6 separate regions of the Homo sapiens genome follow, and regions 1, 2, 3, 5 and 6 are each linked to region 4. The links are chromatin contacts, found by Hi-C or POLR2A ChIA-PET in ENCODE. All regions are on one chromosome and are shown on one strand. Each heading gives the region's core, a stretch centred on a gene start or an enhancer-like site at or near the end of the contact. The rest is flanking DNA. Distances are from core to core; before and after follow the strand shown. Region 1 has its middle 30 kb from the start of SDE2. Region 2 has its middle 26 kb from the start of LINC01703. Region 3 has its middle 64 kb from the start of WDR26. Region 4 has its middle 17 kb from the start of LBR. Region 5 holds the start of CNIH3-AS1 (CNIH3 antisense RNA 1). Region 6 holds the start of LINC01703 (long intergenic non-protein coding RNA 1703).

Region 1 (2,700 bases), core at 60-2,559, 580 kb after region 4:
AAGAACTAAAAGAATAATTTAGGTAGAAAAGTCATTGGCTTGAACTCCATCCACCAAAACTGCTTTGTGTTTTCTTAGCTGGAGAATCCAGAGAAGTGTCATTTTTCCTATTATTGTTGGCTTTGCATTGTTTGAAACAAGATGCCACTCATTATTTGCAACACATCTCTTTGGTGAGTCCATGACACACTGTGGGCGTGGGACCTACACACTCACATTCCCTGAATAATGTATGTTTCCTTTGGTAGTGTTTATACAGCCTAATGTTACACATGGGCGAAGGTGGAGCGCTGTTCTACCTATTGAGAACAGTCTAAGGTGAGAGGCCAAATCATAGATCAATGACAGGCTCTGTAGGACAGCAGACAGTGTTGCTCTTTCAGATGTGGAGAGGGAGAAGAGATTCCACTTTTCCGGTCTAGCCAATATGGGGCAACAGACATCCGACAGCAGTGTCATAAACCTTGAGCAAAAACTCAGGACAAGGGATAGCCAGCTATTTTAGAAGCTTTGAAGCTGCATATTCATCTGGAGGCCAATGTGTTCGTGTTCTTCTGAAAATGAAAACCACTCTCTTTCCTAACATGGATAACACTCTAACACTCCCGTGGGAACGAGATTGGAAGCTTTCTGCCCCAGGTCACAGTGGGTGACCAAAGAAGGCCGCTCCAAACACTGAAGCATCCTGGTGGTTTACTTAACAGGATCGAAGCAAAGCCAGCTCTCACCGCAGCAGCCTTCTACCAGTCACTAAATGATGGCAGGGCCAGCAGACTCTGTCAACTCCTGTGGTTGCCCGAATCTGATCTTCACCTCATATCCACCTTTCCCAGGCACAACCCAGAGTTCAAACTTTTGCCCTCTCCAAATTCAGATGAAGGGATCGGGTGCAGTGGCTCACGCCCATAATCCTAGCACTTTGGAAGGCCAAGGCAGGCAGATCACTTGAGGTCAGGAGTTCGAGACCAGCCTGGCCAACATGGCAAAACCCCGTCCATGCTAAAAATACAAAAATTAGCCGGGCATGGTGGTGCGTGCCTGTAATCCCAGCTACTTGGGAGGCTGAGGCACAAGAATCACTTGAACCTGGGAGGTGGAGGTTGTGGTGAGCTGAGATCGGGCCACTGCACCCCAGCCTGGGTAACAGAGCAAGACTCTGTCTCAAAAAAAAAAAAAAAAATCAGATGAAGGGATCCAATCATCTCCCAGAAAAAATGCTCAGTCCTTTCACTAAATTCTCCCTATAAGATGGGAATTTTCTCCTTGTGTCATAGAAGTGGAAACTAAAGCTCAGAAAGCTCATGTGACACAGCAGGTCAGAGGCGGTGCCAGGAGAGAAACCCAGGTCTGTGTGACTCCAAAGGTCACGTTCTTTTCACTTCCTCATTTTCCACCAAAAAAAAAAAAAAGTACCAGTTTTACACATAAACAAATACTGTTGTCCATTGACACTTCGGTATTAGCAGGTTCTGAGTTTCACTCTAATGGAGCTCATTGGGCCTGACTGGGTCTAGTTAGAGGTGGCAAGTATGTTAACGATATGAGGCCAGAGAGTTCTCCGCCCCTTAAGAAGCAATAACTTTATTCCTGGCCAAGGATGATGAGTTGACTATGTTCTTTGGACCCTTTGTCACGGCAAGGTATAATTCTCAATCTAGACTAGACAGATTGGCTGGCGCTATCACTTGGAAAGAAAGGAGTTTACTCCTCTTTGATGTCCTCCTTTGTGTCTGGAAGCAATCAATATAAAATTTATTTAGCCTTATCTTCTGTAACAAACCAAAGAGGGGAAAGTGTCCCAGAGAAGGCCGCGGGCACTTACTCACCCTTATTAATTCCATGTAACAACTGAGAGGCACTTTGAGCCTCTTAACCAAAAGCTTCACATCTTCAGATGCCAAGCCTCCAGCAGCAGGGCCACATGGCTCAAGCAGACAGGGAGCAGACTGGAAGTAGGCTGGAAGCCAACCTGAGCACAGCACCATGTCTCCAGGACCAGGCGGCACAGAAACTTGAGGCCACCTGTTCATCCACTGTATTTTTACCTATTTTTAAAATGTTCAACTCTCAGGGCTGGTGTTAGATGCTTATGATGCCACCAGGTAAGCCCACAGGTGCCAAAACATTATGTGCTTCTGCTTTGATATTCTCTGATGGATATTGCTGGCCCCAGCTCCCCTCTGGTACTTGGGGGGAAGTGGAAGAAGAAGAAAGATGAGCTGGTTGTTCTTGCTGCTGTTTCTCCACGATGAGACAGAATGAAAACCCTCTTTGGTTCCCTTCTGAATCCACCATCTGAGGACCAAGATATTCTCGGCTTGAATGAAATCAAAGTGGTTTAAATTAAAACTAATTATATCTGCTTTTAGAAACTGTAGGAATAGGCCAGGTGCGGTAGCTCACGCCTGTATTCCCAGCACTTTGGGAGGCCGAGACAGGCAGATCACCTGAGCTCAAGAGTTCAAGACCAGTCTGGGCAACATGGTGAAACCCCGTCTCTACTAAAAATACAAAAATTAGCCAGGCGTGGTGGTGCGTGCCCATAGTCCCAGCTACTCAGGAGGCTGAGTCAGGAAAATCGCTCAAACCCAAGAGGCAGAGGTTGCAGTGAACTGAGATAGCGCCACTGCACTCCAGCCTGGGCGACAGAGCGAGACTCTGTCTCAACAACAACCAAAAAACAATAGGAACAACCAATGG
Region 2 (2,700 bases), core at 189-2,688, 660 kb after region 4:
TGTGTATATATATATTTTATGAGATGTAGTTCCACTCTTGTTGCCCAGGCTGGAGTGCAATTGCATGATCTCGGTTCATTGCAAACTTCGCATCCCGGGTTCAAGCGATTCTCCTGCCTCAGCCTCCTGAGTAGCTGGGATTACAGATGTGTGCCACCATGCCCAGCTAATTTTTGTATTTTTAGTAGAGACAGGGTTTCACCATGTTGGCCCGGCTGGTCTCAAACTCTTGATCTCAGGGGATCCACCCGCCTCAGCTCCCAAAGTGCTGGGACCCCCCACCGGCCTAATTTTTGTATTTTTAGTAAAGCTAAAAATACATGTTGGCCAGGCTGGTCTCCAACTCCTGGCCTCAAGTGATCCACCAGCTTCAGCCTCCCAAAGTGCTACCATTACAGGCGTAAGCCACCCTACCGGCCAGCCTGGCTAATTTTCCAAAAAAAAAAAAAAAAAAAGTATAGAGATGGGGAGGGGATGGGCTGGCTTGCGATGTTGCCCAAGCTGGTCCTGAACCCCTGGCCTCAAGTGATCCTTCCACCTTGGCCTCTCAAAGTGCTGGGATTAAAAGGCATGAGCCACTGAGGTAGGCCCCTGGCTTCCACTAGGCACCTCCTCTTCACTCTGCTCCATCCACTCTGGCCTCCCTGCTCTTCCGGGAACACAGCAGGCCGCCGGATATCTGTGTGGGTGGCTTGCTTGGTTCCCTCTGGCCTTTACTCAAAAATCACTGTAGCCTTCTCAGTGAGGCCTTTCCAGGCACCCTATCCAACACTTAACTTCTCCTACACACACATTTCATATCCTTCTTCCCTGTGGTTATTTTTTCCCCTTAGCTTGATCACTATTTAACATATTTTACATTTTACTTTGGTTGCTCTGTCTCTCCCATTACAATACAAACTCTAGGAGCGCAGGGATTTTTGTGTTTGTTTTTGCTCCGTATCCCCAGTTCCTAGAATAGTGCCTAGAATAGGACCTATTAGGCGCTCAATAACTATTTTAAATGAATGAATGGATGGCTTCCAGGTAGGGAGAACAGTTGGAACAAATGCAGCTGTTCCCTTCAGAAGCCTGAAGCCTGAGCTGGGGCGTCCGGACCGCTCCATGGGGTATGCGGTCTCCATGGGGTATGCGGTCGAGCTGGGCACTGACACTTCCCTACTTTGGAACTGTGCTATGGGCAAGATGGGAGCAGGCGCTGAATCCGTGGCGCATGGGGAAAGCGGCGGTCGGAGTGGGGCTTCCTGGCCTGTCACCTCCTCCTGAGCTGCTGCGAGGAGAGGCGCGTTGGCCTCCTGGGCCACAGCTGCCTCCCTGCCCAGGGAATCCCGGGAGATGCGAATATCGAAGAACTCTGAAAATCAAATCGCATTTCTAAACGCCAGGTGGAGATTTGTTTTGAGGTTCCTAAATGACAGATGTCCCGGCGGAGGAGCGCAGAGGAGGGCGGGCCAGTTGCGTCGGGAGAGGAGGAGCCGCAGGCTGGGAGGCGCGCGCGTCACTCGCGGGCAGGGGCTGGCTGGCCGGGCGCGCGGCCGGGCGGGGGCTGCTCCGGGGAGCGCGGGGGCGGGGGCGTGCGCGTGGCCGGGCGTGCGCGCGACCACCCGGGGCGTCCAGGCTGCCCGCGCGCGCCCAAGCCCTGCTTAAAAAAGGGAGCCCCGAGCCCGCGCCCTCCGCCCGGTGCGTCCCGCGGGACGTTCCAAGAGCAGTGCGGAGAGCGCGTGGGCCGCGGCGGAGGCCGGGCTGGGGGGCGGGTTCGCGGCAGTTCCCCCCGGCTCCCCGGCAGTTCCCCCCGGCTCCTCTGCCGCCTGGCCCGGGAGCTGCCCTTTATTTATTTATTTCAGTGGGCAAAGCGGGGTCATTTGTGTTGAGGACGCAAATCTTTCCAGGAAGTTTGTGCCTATTAATATTTCAGTTCCTGGCAGCCGCCTCGAGTGCGGGGCGGGGGAGTTCAGTGCTGCGGGGGAGGGAGGCGCCTGCAGCTGCCCTGGCCCACTGGCCTCGGCTGGCCGCTTGCGGCGAGGCCGAGGGGCAGCCCCTGGGCCTCCTGGGCGCCCCCCGACCCCCGCCACCACTGGGGAAGGCAGGGCCGGCGCGGACCCCCAGAGGCGCGCGGATCCCCAGAGGCAAGCCGACCTGCTTCCGGAGCCACGCGCGGGGCGAAAGAGGCGGCCCCGGATGCTGCGACCAGAGCGAGGGCGCCAGCTCGGGGCTTCCCGGAGCGGGGGCGGAGGAGGCAGCAGCCCGGAGAGGCTGCTTAGCCACCAGATGTCCGCGGGTGGCCCGCGCGGCGCGGGCGGAGGAAGGAAGGGCGGCTCTAGGGGCGTCCTGGCTAGTCGTCCGCGACCGCGCTCTCGGGTAGCCGGGGATGGCGGGGCCTGGGGCCCGGGGCCTTGCTGACCTTGCTCCAGCCACACAGCCGGAGGGAGCTGCAGCAGAAACTTGCCATTTTAAAGCTCGGCTACCCCTCACCACCACCTGGCAAGATTGTCATCATCTCCAATCTACAGAAGCGGAAGCCGGAGCTAAATAGCCTGCTAGAGGTCACGGTGCTGCTGCCCAACGGCGGGAGCCCGGATTTCTGACATGTCTTGCAAGAAAGAGTCCCTTGGAAGCAAATGCAATTATATTCTTCTGTGGTATCAACCAACAGAATCCCCCCACTAAGGGGAACTCAAGATACCGATGGAACTCTAGGCT
Region 3 (2,700 bases), core at 47-2,546, 950 kb before region 4:
TACAATGGAATATTATGCAGCCATAAAAAGGAATGAAGTACTATTATATGCTACAACATGGATGACTCTTGAAAACATGCAGTGAAAGAAGCCAGTCACAAAAAAACTACATTTTATGATTCCATTAATATGAAATGTTCAAATAGGCAAATCTATAGAGACAGAAAGTAGAGGAGTGGTTGTCAGGGAGAGAGGCATAGGGAGGAATTGGGAGTGACTGCTAATAGGTACAAGATTTCTTCCTGGGGTGATGAAAATGTTCTAGAATTAGCTAGTGGTGATGTTTGCACAACATAGTGAATATACTAAAAACCACTGAACTGTATACTTTAACAAATGATAGATTTTATGTTTACTTTAAAAAATGATAGATTTTATGTTATGTGAATGATATGTTGATTTTTAAAGTCTAGGAATTAATCAATTATACTGTGATGGAATATGATATTTTAAGTCAGAAATTTACTTGTGGCATCATCTTCACTGTTCATCTGTAGAATCAGGAGAAGTGATGTTTCCTAGGTTGCTGTGAAGATTAGATAAGATAATGCATATGACAGACTTAGCTGCAAGAATATGGGTTGGGAACCCTTTGTTGTTATAGATGCATTTCTAAAGCAACTTTTTTTATGTGTTGCTGTTTGTTGGAGCCCTCCAGGAGGATCTTGGCACTGAGAGAAATCCCTAAACTAGAGTCATGGCTGAAGAGTGCTGAACACTTCCTGCACTGCTGGCTGTATGGTGGTCAGATGCTCCTGACTATGACCCTGCAGTGAAGCCCGGATCTGGGCAAAACTGAGAAGTAGTTGACACTTGCATCTCTTTCCTGACTGTCTTTTCTGGCCTGGTAGTCTTTTGGGTTATAATTCAGCATCTCTTCCATCTGCATGTCTCAAGTGATTAGTATTTTCCAAAGTGAGCTCATCACATTAATCATATTAGGGTATGAGCAGCCCTTTTAAGCTGTATTTGTATCTTACAGGAAGACCAGAAAAGCTCAGAAGGAGGAAGAATCTTCAGGCACTGTGCAAAGGGAGGGCAGGGAGAGGGGGAAGTTATTCTGCAGCAGCAGTGCCTTCCTGGGCATCCTGAAACCACCCTGATTCAGGGCCCATCTGGCCTCCTCATCTCAAGGCCAGTCTTGCTTGGCCTGTGCTCACTGCTGCCACTGCAATGCCATCTGGAAGAGAAAATCAGGACAATGGCTTCAGTTTCTTGCTCTCTTAGGATTAGGCTAACATGGAGGCCCCAGCAGCCCCAGCAAAAGCAGCAGTGATGGTGGTGGCGGTAGGGGTGTCATTAGCAACACTAATGAATCACTGCTGGGCCCGGTTCTCTTCTCTGACTCAGCTTGAAACTTCTTTCAGTTAACAGGAAGCCAGTAACCAGTAAAGTCAAAAGCTTATATGCAACTCTCTGGATTGGAAACCACTGGGGTGTTTTTTAAGCTTCTATTTCTAAAATAAGAAGGGAAACCAATGGACAGAAGCTTCCCTGTCTTCTTTGATGCAGATAAACTATGTTGGTAGAGGGTGATTGTGAGCTGGGGCCCTTGTTTCTTATGAAACTAAAAAATTCTACATGAGTTTACAAAAACAGGAAGCTGGCAGTGAAAGCTATTGGAATTATGTAAATGAAACAGTCAGTTTGGAATGCAGGTGGGAGTGTGCCTGTGGGAAAGAATGGAGAATGCATCAGAACACGGGCAGCCAGGTTACCATGCGCTGCTTCAGCACAGGGGAAGATGCGGGGGGCAAGGAACCTTCACTGCCCTGGCGTCATCAGCCCAGTGCTGCAACAGTGCAGCAGAAAGGGCAGCGGGGAAAGGCGACAGGAAGAGGAATCAAGACACTTACATTGCTCTAGGAGAGATTCGCATTTTTTTGTGGATCTGAGGATGGGAGCTCTGGGAGCTCTGGAGCCTCTTCCTGTCCGCAGGCACTGCAAAGCTTTAGCACACCAGTAGCTCCCCAGAGGGCTGGGAACCCATGCCAGGACTGGCACCCGCTCCGGGAAGGGGTGCTGGGAGTGCCATGATTTAGATCAGTGATTCACAAACTTTTGGTAGTGAAGACACTCCGTTAAAGCTTATTGTTTTGGGGTTGTATCCTACTCCCCGCCTTTTAAAAATGTTAGTTAAAAATTTAAATTAAAATGGACTTTGTTTTAAAATTAAAAATTTCCTGTTGTTTGAAGCTTCTATGACAACTGGGTAGCCTTCTGAGGTATTGTAATACAGTATTAGGATTTGGACTCTCTGCTGTATACACTAAGCTCTTAAGGGTGAAGGGCAGGCCATTGGTTCTGATAAGAAGAGAGGTTGCCATAGGTATCTCTGCTTTCTTACTCTTCCCCACTCCAGGCCATGTGGACATCTGGAGATATTTGATAAAATGTCCTTTACCAGCCGAGACTCATGACTAATCAATCGTTGTTTTTGTTGGTTTGCTTCTAATCCCTCTCCCTTCCAGTCTATCTTTCATCCTGCCATCAATTTCCTAAAACAGATTTGATGTGCCACCTCCCTCCTCAACAGTTTTCAATGGGATTTCCTACTGCCTGCATAAAGTCTAATGCCTTAGAATGGGGCAAGGAAAGCCTTTCATGATTTAACCCTCTAATACCTTTCTAGTTTCAATTTTTTATAACTCTCTATTTCGGGTCATTTTTTGAACATCAAGAAACTGAAAAGCATAGCTC
Region 4 (2,700 bases), core at 174-2,673:
GTGTAGAAAGTGTCTACCCCACCCCTAATTATATATCCAGTGAAGGCTGTTGCTTAACGTGGCTGTTGGCTCATAAACTGTAAGCACTATGAGAGCAAGTCTTTTCATCTGTGACCTCGATGTCCCCCTTGGTGCCATGGGCTGTGCCCATGTGCGCTAAATACACATGATCAGCCTATTGCTGTTTGGCCAGCTGTCTTTTTTTTTTTTTTTTTTTTTTTTTTTTTTGAGATGGAGTTTCGCTCTTTTTGGCCAGGTTGGAGTGCCATGGTGCAATCTCAGCTTACTGCAACCTCCACCTCCTGGGTTCAAATGATTCTCCTGCCTCAGCCTCCCAAGTAGCTGGGATTACAGGCATGCACCACCATGCCAAGCTAATTCTGTATTTTTAGTAGAGATAGGGTTTCACCATGTTGGCCAGTCTGGTCTCGAACTCCTGACCTCAGGTGATCCGCCTACCTCTGCTCCCGAAGTGCTGGGATTACAGATGTGAGCCACCATGCCCAGCCACCCAGCTGTCCTTTTAGGACACTTTCTGTACTCTCTGTAATAACAGAAGTCCCACACCAGGGCTGACTTTATAGAACCCTAGTTCCAAACTCTCTTAGTTCTGTCAGGAAAGCATTTGCATTTTTTTTTCTCCCCCGAGACAGGGTCTTGCTCTGTCACCCATGCTGGAGTGCAGTGGTGTGATAGCTCACTGCAGCCTCAAACTCCCCCAGCTCAAGCAATCCTCCCACCTCAGCCTCCCAAGTAGCTGAGACTACAGGCATAAGCCACCACACCTAGCCAGAAAAACTCTTTCTTTCTTTCTTTCTTTTTTTTTGAGATGGAGTCTTGCTCTGTCACCCAGGCTGGAGTGCAGTGGCTCGATCTTGGCTCACTGCAATCTCTGCCTCTCAGGTTCAAGCAATTCTCCTGCCTCAGCCTCCCAAGTAGCTGGGATTACAGGCATGCGCCATCACGCCCAACTAATTTTTGTATTTTTAGTAGAGATGGGGTTTCACCATGTTGGCCAGGCTGGCCTCGAACTCCTGACCTCAGGTGATCTACCAGCCTTGGCCTCCCAAAGTGCTGGGATTACAGGCGTGAGCCACCGCACCCGTGCCAGAAAAGCTTTTTTCTTAATAGCTCCCCTGGGAACCTCAGTTCTACCACCGAAGGTATACAATCACTCCAACAGATAACAAATCGACATTGTCGTGCATAAATGTAGAGCTGATCCGTATTTCATGTCAAAGGCCTGGACTGTGTGAAATTGGCTGGTATTTGTTCCAGAAGCACTTGTTCATGTTGAAGATGGGGCAGTTCTGAGTGGGTTAGCAGGCTGACGAGCTTGGCTCAGAAGCCGCTCACTATTGTTTGGGCTTTGCTTTTGACTTCACATCCTGAAATAAATGGTCGTTGCAGACCAGGCACGTGAGCAGGAAGTGGGCAGGGCTTAAAACACAGAGAAGTCATAACCTCTGCGGTTTGGTTCATGTTGTAATATGAAAACCAGGAAGCTTATCTTGCAGGAGGCTGATGTGTAAAAGTTCAGAATGGAGTGGAGCCCTCCCTCTTGGCACCCTATGCGCGGAGTCACCCTTTGTCTGCCACAGGAAGCACCCAGGTCCTGGCAGCTAGAAAACTGTAACAACTTGGAAACATTTCCCAAAATGTCATCATGGCATCAAAATGAGACAATCAATTTCTTGCAAAATTGTTTGCAAGAATACAATTTGATCAAAAGTAGAGTTAGACTTTTTTTTTTTTAAGACAGTTTCGATCTTGTTACCTAGGCTAGAGTGCAATGGTGATCTCTGCTTACTGCAACCTCTGCCTGCCAGGTTCAAGCGATTCTCTGCCTCAGCCTCCTGAATAGCTGGGACTACAGGTGTGCGCCACCATGCCCAGCTAATTTTTGTATTTTTAGTAGAGACGGGGTTTCACCATGTTGGCCAGGCTGGTCTGAAACTCCTGACCTCAGATGACCTGCCTGCCTCGGCCTCCCAAAGTGCTGGATTGTAAGCGTGAGCCACTACGCCCAGCCGAGTTAGACTTTCTCTAAGAACAGCCCCTCTGTGTGTTTTAACTTAAGTGAGAAACAACATGGGTGAGTCAGTGGTTGAAGGCAAGAGAGACACGGGAGAGACACTGATGCCCTGTCCATCCCTTCTCTGGGCCTCAGGGCATTCCAGCAGGTAGAGAACTCCACCCTCCTGCCTGCCTATCAGTCTGCTTGGTCTTGAAAGTCTGCTGCACAGAGTGGGTAGTGGCCATCTGAATCAGTGCTAACACAAAAGCTAGACAGCAATGCTTACAGGCTAGCCAGGAAAATGTTTTTACCAGAAAATTGCTTGAGAAGAGAACACAGAGTTTCAGTAGGGACATGACGATTGAGGATGGAAATGCTTGGTGAAGCAGAACATCCTGGCGTAGCCACAAGAAAACACAATAACCTTAAGGCAGTCACTCGAAGGCATCCTGGAGCCCCAGGCAGGGAGCATTTCACTTCACCAAGGCGTCTGGGGCCATCAAGTGGGAGAAAAAACTGAAGCCTAAAGCTCCTGCTACTGCTCTCTGAGCTCCCAGATCCCTGTACCTGACACCTGCCACACCTGGCTCGGCAGGTAACTAAGACTGGAAGAACCAGATGAGGAGTGGCTCTGCCACACTTATTTGAGAAAATGTCTGAGTAGTATCTGTCCAGCTAGGTCT
Region 5 (2,700 bases), core at 147-2,646, 710 kb before region 4:
AGGTCAGGAGTTCAAGACCAATCTAGCCAACATGGTGAAACCCCCTTTCTACTGAAAAATATGAAAATTAGCTGGGCGTGGTAGCAGGCGCCTGTAATGCCAGCTACTTGGGAGGCTGAGGCAGGAGAATTGCTTGAACCCAGGAGGCAGAGGTTAGAGTGAGCCAAGATCACGCCACTGTACTCCAGCCTGGGCAACAGAGTAAGACTATGTCTCCAAAAAAAAAAAAAAAAAAAAAAAGGTAAGTGGCATTTGAGATGGGCCTTGAAGGATGTTTCAAAAGATTTTGATGGGAAGAACAAAGTATTCATGAGAGCCTAAACAATACAAAGTATATTTATATATTATATAAATAAATATATTTAGTAATATGTATCTATATCTCCCTATATAACTGGGTAAAATGGTGCATTTATATCTGTAGCCTTCCCTACTGCTGGTCTAGGTGCCAAATTTCTTCCTTACAGTTACCCTTTAGCTTACAACTTTGATTTCTGATAAAATGAAGTTACCCTTGGGAGCAGCTTTTCAATGATTTTAAGCTCCTTTTACCCATTTATACCTGTGTGGCTGGATTGGAGGTGGGAGAGCTTAGTCTTCCTGCTGGTCACACTTCCCACCATCAGGCCTTTCTTGGTCAGGATCAGTTTCTTCCCTCTTCCCCCAGAGGCTACACTGTCCCTCTTCATCATTGCTAATTGTTGTTTTTCTCGCGTTCCTCTTGCTCCATCCACCATCAGGCAAAATGCCACTGCCTTCTGAGGCTGGCCATTTTTTCCTGACCCTCCTATATTTGTGATAAATGTACATATTCACTTTAGGTTTGTGAGTTACTATAGGAGGATACACAGGGGCCAGAAAAACAAGAGCAGGGCAGTTATGGATTCATTAGAAACCCTTGCAGTATTTCTCCTAGTGGTCCTGCCTTGGGTCAGATGACACATGGGCTGGACCAGCTCTTCCAGTCTTCCCAGTGGCCATCCATGGGTGACCCCTAGGAGCAAGCGTGGTATTCTGTTAATAGTAAGCAGTGCACTGAGGGCTTGTGTCATTTGGGTTTGGGTATAATAAAAAGAGGAGTGCCATAAAAAGAAGAACTTACCAGAAATGGATCTGTGTTGGGGCAGTGGCTCTACGTTGCTGCAGGGAGGGCCTTTGTGTCAACCGTCTGTGAGAGGCAGTGTCCAGGCAGAAGTCAGCTGCCATAGAAGCAGGAGTGGCGTTTTCCTCCTCTAACTCAGGGCCGTGTCTCTGCTCCCTCTTCAGCTGGTGCTGCCAGAATACTCCATCCATAGCCTCTTCTGCATTATGTTCCTGTGTGCGCAAGAGTGGCTCACGCTGGGGCTGAATGTCCCTCTACTTTTCTATCACTTCTGGAGGTAAGTCAGACTGGGACTGGTATATCCTTCGTCTTTTCTGCCAGGGCAGCCTGCTCTCCAGTGATGATGTCACCCAAATAGACAGCTTCTATTGCCTTCCAATCATCCCTTCCTTTCTGGGTCTCTCTCTTTAAAGCCTGTTCCCAAACTGCTCTTAGGCAACAAGTCCAATAAGGAAAGGCCCTTTTTGTTGGTTTCATTAACCACAACCCCATCCCTTGTAGGTCAGTGTTAAAAGCATCTATAGTTGCATTCACAACAGCCAAAGAGTGGAACCAACCCAAATGCCCATCAGCTGATAAATGGAGAAACAAAATATGGTATATCCATACAATGGAATACTATTTGTCAATAAAAAGAAATGAAGTACTGATACATGCTACAACATGAAGCCCTAAAGAAAGTATCAGTGAAAAAAGCCAGACACAAAAGGCCACATATTTCATGATTCTATTTATAGGAAATGTCCAGGAAAGGCAAATCTATAGACAGAAAGTAAATTCATGGCTGCCAGGGGCTGGGAGGGAATGAGAATAGGGAATGACTGCTAATGGGTCAAAGGTTTTCTTTTTAGGGTGATGAAAATGTTCTGAAATTAGATAGTCATGATGGTTGCACAACTCTATGAATATACTAAAAACCACTGAATTGTACAGTTGTACACTTTAAAAGGGTGACTTTTATGGTATGTAAATTATATCTTAATAAAAAAAAAAGCACCTACCAGATGGGCTGGATTTTCTGGGACAGTTATAATTTCATAGATTCTATTCCCTGCTAAGACCATGTGTCAGATCATGTGATTTTTGGCTTTTTGTAAAATAGAGTCACCATATGGACACAGGAGGCAGAGGTGGGGGAATATCTAAATAGTAGAGAAGGTATTTGCGCAGATAAGTTGCCTGCCCTTGACCCTTTGCTGCCAGAGCATTGGACCCCAAAGTGTTTTATCATTTTTATTGTACCATAAAATCTGGCTTGAATTTAGCCACACCTAAGACATGCACTCCTTCATTTAGAAAACATACGGGATACATAGTACACGCCAGGCATTGTGAGGGATTTCACGTTAAGTGTAAAGCAAAACCTTTACCCTTAAGGAACGTACATCCTAGTGGTGGAGGGAAATATGTTCTTAACAGACATATGAGGAATACTGGTAGGAGCATAGAGAAAGAAGCACTTAAATTAGACTCAAGAGTGACATTGGAAAAGCACATTCCAGGGCGAGGGCCCAGCATGTGCAAAGGCCCAGAGTTAAGAGAACACTTGTTGTGTTTGGGAAACAGTAGTTGCTCAGTGAGGTTGGATGTAGGGTTCT
Region 6 (2,700 bases), core at 124-2,623, 640 kb after region 4:
AAAAAAAAAAAGGCCGATCCAATTTGTTAAATGTGTGTATGTATGTATTTTTAGTTTTTGAGACGGAGTTGCTCTGTTGTCCAGGCTGGAGTGCAGTGGCACAATCTTGGCTCACTGCAACTTCTGCCTCCCGGGTTCAAGTGATTCTCGTGCCTCAGCCTCCCGAGTGGCTGGGACCACAGGTGCGTGTCACCACGCCTGGCTAATTTTTGTATGTTTAGTAGAGACAGGGTTTCGCCATGTTGGCCAGGCTGGTCCCAAACGCCTGATCTCAGGTGATCCGCCCGCCTCATCCTCCCAAAGTGCTGGGATTACAGGCGTGAGCCACCACGCCCGGCCAGTTTCAAACATTTGCAAGGTCTATATGTTGTATATGAATTAGTAAAAGAAACATTACACATCAAACCTGTGATTTCGTATAACACCTCTAAATTTGAGTCAATTAAAACATCGTAATAATAAGAGTTCAGTTTTACAATTAGTGCTGGCAAGGCAAAAATAACGAAAGTGGTAGGAGGTCCGGGGATTATGTGAGAGAACGCATGACAAATGTTTAGCACAGAGCCGGGCACACACAGTGAGGGCTCAATTCACGGTGGATTTTATTTGGTCATCATCATCACATTTGGAGCTGAAATAGAACAGTTCTGATTCCAAGTGAAGGGGAGGTAGAGTGGAGGGGGTGGGGAGGGCTAGCTTGGATTTCTGCTAAGATGTCACAGCCTCGGATACCCTCAAGGCATGCCATGCCCGGGCTTAGCTGGGTGAGGGGCCTGTGAAGCTTGTTGGTGTGTAAGAGACCTCGGTGGCATCACTGTCAGCGCAGCCGAAGCCACCACGCTAGCTCCAGACTGGTCAGCAGATGGCCGCGCACCAGGCCCTTCCTGCGGCCCGGGCGACTCGTCTCTTAGTGGAGGAAGTAGCCGGCCCCGGACACACTCCTGAGGAGCGCTGCCCGCAGTCTCGGGAAACGGGGCGTGGGGCCAGCTGCTCCTTCCAACTCCTCCTCGGGGGCAGCATGAGGGAGGGTCGCTGTCAGGGCCTCGAGGACTAAGGGTTCAGGGTGCCCGCCGCTCGTCCCCTCCCCCCTCCCCCCCAGGTCGTGGAGGCCGGTCCCCAGCATCTCTCCAGCGTCCCCACTGTCGTGGCTCCGGGGCGGGCTTCTCCCTTTTCAGGCATTTCTGAAATCGCCGCCTCACCCGGGCTCTCTTCCTCCGGCTCGCCCTCCCCAGCCCCAGGTGCCAGAGAGAACTTTCCCCAAAACGCGAAACTGATCCTTTCAGACGCCTCGCGTTCGCCCAACAGCACCTCTAGCCTCGGTCGTTGTCACGTGACGCGGCCCCAAGGCCCAGGCCACGCCCCCGGAGCTCGCCACGCCCACCGGGTCCGCCCCCACGCGGCCGCCTGCACAGGGGGTTCCAGCCACCCGCGCTCTCCCAGGTTTGCCGACCTTACGGGCCCTTCTCCGCCAGCCCTGGCTGGGTCACCCCCACGACCCGGGACTCCCCCGCCGTTCCCTCCCGGGCTGCCTGCAGTGAGGTCCGCTCCTGAGGCCTCAGCCTCGCCGGGGGTAGGGCCCTCTCCCGCCGTCGCCGCAGCTCCTTTCCGTCCCGGGGCCTGGGGGGCACCGTCCCACGGGTGAGGGCCGCCTCCAGCGCCTGGCCCAGCCATGCGAACGCCTGGAGCCCGCGAGCTGCAGCTGCGGCCCTGAAGGTGCCGCATATCCTGCCGAGTGGGTGAAGCGTGGCACTTTGGAAAACAAATCGGGTTAGTGCTCAGCAGCCTCCGGGCCGATGGGTGGGGATGTCATACTATGAACTGAGAGCCCGCGAGCTGGAAAAAACAGTGCCAGTCCTGCCCGCGCGTCGCGGGACTCAGTAATTCCCGGCTCCGCAGCGCTCGAGCCTGTTCTCCGCAGCTTCATACCCTCTGCCCCGCGAAAGTGACCTCAGGGGCCGGGCGTGTTGGCTCACGCCTGTAATCCAGCACTTTGGGAGGTCAAGGCGGGCGGCTCAGTTGAGGCCAGGAGTTCGAGACCAGCCTGGCCAACAGGGCGAAAACCCATCTCTACTAAAAATACAAAAATTAGCCAGACGTGGTGGCGCACACCTGTAACCCCCAGCTACTCAGGAGGCTGAGGCAGGAAAATCACTTGAACCCGGGAGGCGGAGGTTGCAGTGAGCCGAGATCACACCACTGCACTCCAGCGTGGGTGACAGAGCGAGACTCCGTCTCAAAAAAGAAAGAAAGAAAAAGAAAAGAAAAAAGTGAGGCCGGGCACAGTGGCTCACGCCTATAATCCCAGCAATTTGGGAGGCCTAGGCAGGTGGATCACGAGGTCAGAAGTTCAAGACGAGCCTGGCCAAGATGGTGAAACCCCGTCTCTACTAAAAATTCAAAAATTAGCCGGGCATGGCTGGGCGCAGTGGTTCACACCTGTAATCCTAGCACTTCAGGAGGCCAAGGCAGGTGGATCACTTGAGGTCAGGAGTTCGAGACCAGCCTGGCCAACATGGTGAAAACCCATCTCACTAAAAATACAAAAATTAGCCGGGCTTGGTGGCAGGCGCCTATAATCCCAGCTACTTGGGAGGCTGAGGGAAGAGAATCACTTGAACCGTGGAGGCAGAGGTTGCAGTGAGCCGAGATCTCACCACTGCACTCCAGCCTGGGCGACAAAGCGAGACCCTGTCTCAAACA

Evidence for each region. Hi-C counts contacts between places; a loop is a spot of excess contacts on that map. ChIA-PET counts read pairs that join two places held with the same protein, here RNA polymerase II (POLR2A). Pooled maps may share reads with other maps.
Region 1: a pooled map shows a loop between it and region 4 (7-fold over the local background). The contact joins two enhancer-like sites. A Hi-C loop is called at or near these places in 3 of 50 pooled maps. POLR2A ChIA-PET finds 5 or more read pairs at or near these places in 2 of 52 experiments (OCI-LY7 and RWPE1).
Region 2: a loop to region 4 is called in a map with no recorded cell type, with 7 times the contacts of the local background. The contact joins two enhancer-like sites. A Hi-C loop is called at or near these places in 3 of 37 single-sample maps with no recorded cell type and 6 of 50 pooled maps. POLR2A ChIA-PET finds 5 or more read pairs at or near these places in 4 of 52 experiments (B cell, GM12878, PC-3 and 1 more).
Region 3: a loop to region 4 is called in a map of prostate gland, with 5 times the contacts of the local background. The contact joins two enhancer-like sites. A Hi-C loop is called at or near these places in 1 of 168 maps with a recorded cell type or tissue (prostate gland), 3 of 37 single-sample maps with no recorded cell type and 7 of 50 pooled maps.
Region 5: a loop to region 4 is called in a pooled map, with 4 times the contacts of the local background. The contact joins the promoter of CNIH3-AS1 here to the enhancer-like site in region 4. A Hi-C loop is called at or near these places in 2 of 50 pooled maps. POLR2A ChIA-PET finds 5 or more read pairs at or near these places in 3 of 52 experiments (Caco-2, H1 and activated CD4-positive, alpha-beta T cell).
Region 6: a loop to region 4 is called in a pooled map, with 3 times the contacts of the local background. The contact joins the promoter of LINC01703 here to the enhancer-like site in region 4. A Hi-C loop is called at or near these places in 2 of 50 pooled maps. POLR2A ChIA-PET finds 5 or more read pairs at or near these places in 6 of 52 experiments (CD4-positive, alpha-beta T cell, OCI-LY7, PC-9 and 3 more).

The regions. Positions count from the first base shown.
Region 1 is chr1:226,027,807-226,030,506 of GRCh38, forward strand. No RefSeq gene overlaps it. Among named protein-coding and RNA genes, the nearest start is that of SDE2, 30 kb to the left of the region's middle. RefSeq lists an enhancer at 2,392-2,441. Within about 2 kb of position 1,310, at least 8 of the 41 ENCODE cell types and tissues checked have a DNase peak (open chromatin) inside an H3K27ac peak, as active enhancers do; they include OCI-LY7, where a contact is called at or near this core.
Region 2 is chr1:226,108,498-226,111,197 of GRCh38, forward strand. No RefSeq gene overlaps it. Among named protein-coding and RNA genes, the nearest start is that of LINC01703, 26 kb to the left of the region's middle. RefSeq lists silencers at 1,510-1,609, 1,690-2,149, 2,530-2,579. Within about 2 kb of position 1,439, at least 39 of the 41 ENCODE cell types and tissues checked have a DNase peak (open chromatin) inside an H3K27ac peak, as active enhancers do; they include B cell and GM12878, where a contact is called at or near this core.
Region 3 is chr1:224,497,020-224,499,719 of GRCh38, forward strand. It overlaps a transcript of CNIH3 not described here. Among named protein-coding and RNA genes, the nearest start is that of WDR26, 64 kb to the left of the region's middle. RefSeq lists enhancers at 786-1,315, 1,041-1,240, 1,316-1,847. Within about 2 kb of position 1,297, at least 30 of the 41 ENCODE cell types and tissues checked have a DNase peak (open chromatin) inside an H3K27ac peak, as active enhancers do; they include prostate gland, where a contact is called at or near this core.
Region 4 is chr1:225,443,613-225,446,312 of GRCh38, forward strand. No RefSeq gene overlaps it. Among named protein-coding and RNA genes, the nearest start is that of LBR, 17 kb to the left of the region's middle. RefSeq lists enhancers at 1,024-1,093, 1,594-1,643, 2,539-2,700 and a cis regulatory region at 1,198-1,737. Within about 2 kb of position 1,424, at least 31 of the 41 ENCODE cell types and tissues checked have a DNase peak (open chromatin) inside an H3K27ac peak, as active enhancers do; they include B cell, CD4-positive, alpha-beta T cell, GM12878 and 3 more, where a contact is called at or near this core.
Region 5 is chr1:224,729,196-224,731,895 of GRCh38, forward strand. CNIH3-AS1 (CNIH3 antisense RNA 1) reads right to left here and starts at 1,397. Exons shown (of 3, transcript NR_187293.1): 1 at 1,103-1,397. It overlaps CNIH3 (cornichon family AMPA receptor auxiliary protein 3), which reads left to right. Exons shown (of 6, transcript NM_152495.2): 4 at 1,267-1,379.
Region 6 is chr1:226,082,202-226,084,901 of GRCh38, forward strand. It overlaps LINC01703 (long intergenic non-protein coding RNA 1703), which reads left to right and starts at 1,374. Exons shown (of 4, transcript NR_146920.1): 1 at 1,374-1,767. RefSeq lists an enhancer at 353-1,220 and silencers at 1,035-1,084, 1,195-1,774.